2 separate regions of the Homo sapiens genome follow, and region 2 is linked to region 1. A link is a loop called in an ENCODE intact Hi-C map of the cell type or tissue named here. Cell type or tissue: OCI-LY7. All regions are shown on one strand.

Region 1 (2,500 bases):
CAGATTTTCAGATCCCCAACTCACGGCTTCTCCTAATGAGCCTGCCTTCCTCTTCTGAGCTGGTGTTTGCATGGAGATGGTGGCCAAAGTGGCCTGGAGGCAGGGCCATGCAAACAAAAGCATGGAGGGTACCACCTCCATGCACCCGCTCCATGCCACTTCCCACCTCAGCCCTAAGCTCCCTGTTCTCAGCCCATTTGGAGGTTTCAGGTGCAGCCCTTTCACCTAATCCACACAGCCAAGAGATCTTTCCTGGCCCATGGCTCCCCACTCTGTGGCTGTTCCCCCACAAGTATCTCTCCCCGACTAGGGCAACTCAGGTTTTGAGTGTCCAAATTACTCCCTCAGGAACTCAAGTGGAGTAAGGTGGGAGGGAGGTGAAGGAGACAGGGTACCAAGATATTAGGTTGGTGCAAAAGTAATTGCGGCCTTTGCCATTAAAACCTCACCTACCCCTCGGTGCCCTGGTGCCCTCTAATGGTCACAGGGGGTGGGGGAATGGGTGGAGTAGGAATGGAGACAGGAGGGACCAGCTGGATGTGACCCTCAAGTACAACAGCGAGAGGAGAAGCCTGATATCCAGGATTCCCGGCGGATTACATCGGATACAGGACCCTCGTTGGCATGCAAGGAACAGTTGGAGGAGAGGGGTCACGGCCCAAGGGTCTGAGGAGCGGCAGGCAATAAACTGGATATCATAGCAATAATCTGGCGGCGGGGAGGGGTGGGTGGGTGGGGATGTCCCACGTTTTCCCAACACCAAGAGGCCGGCAAAAAGGGGTGTGTGGCAATCATTTCACTGGCAGCGCCAGAGCGCAGACCCATCCCCAAGGGCATAGGCTTTTTTTTTTTTTTTTTTTTTTAAAGACGGGGTTTGGCTCTTGTTGCCCAGGCTGGAGTGCAATGGCGCGATCTCGGCTCACCGCAACCTCCGCCTCCCAGGTTCAGGCAATTCTGCTTCAGCCTCCTGAGTAGCTGGGACTACAGGCGTGTGCCACCACGACTGGCTAATTTTTGTATTTTTACTAGAGACAGGGTTTCACCATGTTGGTTAGGCTGGTCTCGAACTCCTGACCTCAGGTGTTCCACCCGCCTCTGCCTCCCAAAGTGTTGAGATTACAGGCGAGAGCCACCGCGCCCGGCATGGGCATAGGCTCTTATTTGCATCATATTTACATCTGTCTTGCATGTGAGTTATTTCCCTCCACCCAACTTTCTCAGTTACTCTCAGACTCTAGAGTGTTCGCCAGCCTTGGAGCGTACCCGTTCCTCCAGCCATTCTTCGGCCTCAGTTCCTTTCCATCATTCGCCCTCAGGCCTTCGCCTACCCCAGCTTCAAAGAAGCGACCGTAACCTCCTAGCTGGCTGGGTTCGAGAAGCCGGGGACCTGCGCCTCCTGGTGGCTGATCGGAAGGAGGCTGAGTGCAGAGGGGTTGTCTTGCCTTCTCTGGGACGTGGAGTTTTGGAAACTGTTCCCCTGAGCTTCCTGAAGCTAAATTTGCCTCCCCCGGCCTTGGGGGGCGCAGAGATCCCGGCGGCGATTAGCGCTGCGCGGCAGCCGGCTCCAACCCAGAGGCCCGGAATAGGCGCGGAGTTATAAATAGTGCCACCCGCAGGTGTTGGGGGGAGTCGGCGGGAGGGGGGTACCCCTGGCGGCCACGGCCCCTTCAGGTGGGTTGGGCGGTCGCGGTGGGAGCGCTGGGGGGCGGGGGGCGTGGGGGGTCTGCGGTCTGAGCGCCCCCAGCGGTTTCCTGGGCGGCGGGTTTTTCGAGGGAAGCGGAGGCAGCGGAGGATGGGGGGGAGCAGCGGAGAAGAGGTGGGCGCCTGGCGCATGCTGACGCTCCGCTTGCAGCTCAGCCCCCCACATTCCGAAACAGGCCCCCAGACCCACTCACGCAGGACCCCGCCCAGGCAAAGCCTCGCCTTTCTTAACACCTGAAGGCCTCATTCCCCCAGGTTCTGCAAGCATCTAACTTCTATGCTTCTACCCTTCGGCGCACGTGGCCCGGCCAGTCCGCGCACCTGGCCGTCATTCCGAGTCGCTGTCCCCAGCCCCAGGTATTCAGTCCTCCCACTCGGGGCTTTCATTCCTCTCTTAGGGTAAACACTTCCTTCTCTGGGTATTTGTCCAACTCGTGCTACTCTCCCCAAATTTAAGGTCTAGCTGGTCACCTAAAAATTTAAGTCTTAACATGCGGATCTGGGACGCTCTCCTATCCCCAGGCGGCCCCTGCAGGCCCCTCACTTGCCCTCCAGCTCCCAGTTCCAGTCTGGGCCTAGTGGCGGGGCGGGGGCGGCCGGCCCCTGGGGCCCAGCAGGGGTTTCATGGGAGGGGGCGGGGTCCCCAGTCAGCGTTTCTCTGCCGCCGCTGTTTCAGTCGTTTGGCGTGGTTAGGGGTTGGGGTAAGAGGGAATTTCAAGTAGGGGTTCCCCGCTCCGATTTCTGAGTAAGGAGGGGAGCTATTTGCACCAGGAGAAAAAGAGAGACAAGGGAGGGTGGG
Region 2 (2,500 bases), 140 kb before region 1:
TATTCTCCACACCTACCCTCCTCACAACCTGCCCGGTATCACCCTGAGGGCAGCAGCACCAGACCCCAGAGAGGAGGCATCAAGAACTGACCTTGGGCCAGTCCACAATCTCACCCTGATCCCAGGCCAACCTGGGGTGCCCACACTTGCCCTGGCCACCCCTCCAGCACTGTCTTCTCCAGGACCTGCGCCAGCATCTCCCGCCCTCCATCAAGCCCTTCCTGCCCAGCTCGTGGTAAAGTTCCTCCTGTTCCAACATTTTGCATCACGGGTCTCAGTGCCATAAACTCAATTTTTCTCTTTTAAGGATATGGGCAGCAGCAGGCAAGGGAAAGGGCATGAACTTGGGAGCTAAACGGGCTTGGGTTCTTATCTCAGTGCCACCACCGCTGGCAGTGTCAGTGTGGCCCGGTGACTTCATCTACACAGGGGGCGGTGAGCACGACCTGCTCCTTGTACTCCCGGGTGTAATGTAAAGCCAGCCCAGCACTCAGCAAATGGTCCTTGCCTTCCCCTCTCCTGTCACTCAGCAACATCCCGGCCAGCCCAGCGAAGTGCTGGGTGACCAGAAAGTAGCGTGGTCCCTGCCCCCAGCTGCTCCTCCCCTCCTTTCCCTCAGATCCCAGCTGAGCTCCTGGGGGTGGAATGACAGGGTCGGGGGAGGGGGCACTTAAAAACCCATTCGCCTCCTCCGGACTTTCCTCACCCGAAGAAAAGGCACTAGAATTTTCCTCCCTACAGCTCCTGGGAAAAGCACAGTCTCAGAATTCCCCACCCTCATTATTTAAAGAGGAATAGGTGCCTTGCTTTCTTGCTCTCCTTTTGGGGTTTTGAAAGAAAGAGAAGAAAAAGAACTACAAATGAATGTGCTGGCCTGCCTGTCACTGAGCTGAGTAAAGTGGTATTTCATCAATATACAGCCGCCCCTCACAACCCCCGCACACACTCATTTTCTCCCCCAAATGTGCTTCACAAATAACTGCAACAGAGCTGAAGCGCTCTATTCTGATCTTACATTTCCATCCAGGCCCCAGATTCTCTACAGAGGTTACTCAAATTTCTTTTCATTTTGACTTTCTTTACCTTATATTTTTTTAAAGCAGATCTTTTGACCATGGCCTTACAAATCCCTCTTCCTAAAAGCACAATAAGAGAAATACGAGGCATCAGCCGCCTTTCTACTTAGGCTGTGCAGGAGATAAGTGCCCCAGCCAGGATGCCCCTGGCGGAGCACCTGGGTAATGCCGCCTGTGGGGAAGGGAAGTCCGGATGTGTGATGAAGTCTTTCCCCAGGACAGTTATAAATAGTGTGATGACACGCAAAGGAGAAGCATATATAAAAAGTTAGCTGTCCCCCTGTGGGTTACAGATGTTTGACTCATTTACAGACTGTCCACAAAGATTATAAATAAAGTCACCACCACCCTGGGGCGGGTGGCGGAGAAGGCCATTTTCACGCTGTCAAAAGGCCATTTTCACGCTTGCCCTCCTGTGGGCCGACACACTCAGTGTGACCTGTGAAGACAAAATGTGTGCCTAGGGCCCTCGGCAGTGGGCTCGCAGGCTCTCAGCCAGTCTCCTGCCTTCTGCATCCTGGTCCTGCAGGTCACCCCACAGGGAGGGTCCATGGAAAGGGCTGGAAAGGGTCTATCCTACTCCTACTTTTCCACCATGGCCTGAAACACAGGCACCAGTACCCAGAGGCATCTTCTCAAAAATACCAGGACACTGTGACAGCCAACAACCTATCCCAAAGCAGCACCTGGGTCCAAACAGAAGGTGCAGAGCCACTTGGCTAGCCAAGCCTGCACTGCTGCTCTGCCCTTCTGCAGACAAGGCTTCCGTGACCAGGGAGAGCAGAGGATCAGAACTGGTTCCAGTGATACTACTCAATCATTTGGTCTAGAGGCTGGGGATGGACTCAGGGACCTCTGTGAGGTCTGCAAAGAGACAGACAAGTTGGCCTTGGCCATTCTGTTTAAAGAGTGAATGGCCAGACGACCAGGCTCCCCTGGGCATACGGAGAAGCGGCCTCCCATGAGGTTGTCTGAAGAAAGAGTAACTAGAAGTGGGAAAAGAAGACACTGTGGGAGCAGACAGGGCAGCCTGGATAAGCATCTTCACACCAACTCCTCTCTGCCACCTGGGTTACCCCAGCAACGAGGCCAGGCAGGGGCCACAGAGAGGAGCAGAGGGGCAGGAAATCAGTGGGGCAGGCGAGACAGGAGCATGGTGGGGGAGTGGGCAGAGGACTGGTTCTGCCTGGGAGGAGAGATGCAGACCAGTTTCAAGGCCGGGCATGGGGAAGTGGCTTGAGGTTGTACAGATTGGTGGAAAAGAAGAGCCATGCTGCCACACCAGCACTCTCCAGCCTCCCCTGAGAAGATCCCACAGCCCAACGCCTGAGATCCCGAGAAACAAGGCCCCTGGGTGCCTTGCCAGCCACACAGAGGTACCAGCTCAGCCACCAACATGATGGCAGGGTCAGGGTGGTGAAGTC

What was found. Peaks named below come from ENCODE experiments on the same cell type or tissue, not always from the same donor. Only the 100,000 strongest peaks of a DNase experiment are listed, where the experiment ranks them.
Region 2: it touches region 1 in a loop (4-fold over the local background); 3 of 110 quality-filtered maps call a loop at or near these places.

Annotation. Positions count from the first base shown.
Region 1 is chr1:154,997,887-155,000,386 of GRCh38, forward strand. No RefSeq gene overlaps it. Among named protein-coding and RNA genes, the nearest start is that of ZBTB7B, 3.7 kb to the right of the region's middle. RefSeq lists enhancers at 1,495-2,447, 1,965-2,024 and silencers at 1,645-1,724, 2,205-2,444. In OCI-LY7, CTCF peaks have their summits at 478 (motif pointing left), 1,418 (motif pointing left) and 1,636 (motif pointing left); DNase peaks (open chromatin) are centred at 1,395, 2,025 and 2,305; H3K4me3 peaks cover 1,578 bases; H3K27ac peaks cover 1,728 bases.
Region 2 is chr1:154,862,574-154,865,073 of GRCh38, forward strand. The region is part of intron 1 of KCNN3 (potassium calcium-activated channel subfamily N member 3); the gene reads right to left. Among named protein-coding and RNA genes, the nearest start is that of KCNN3, 6.5 kb to the right of the region's middle. RefSeq lists enhancers at 1-173, 174-847, 1,297-1,386, 1,914-2,500. In OCI-LY7, a CTCF peak has its summit at 1,221; DNase peaks (open chromatin) are centred at 443, 1,218, 1,818 and 2,198; H3K4me3 peaks cover 2,317 bases; H3K27ac peaks cover 2,500 bases.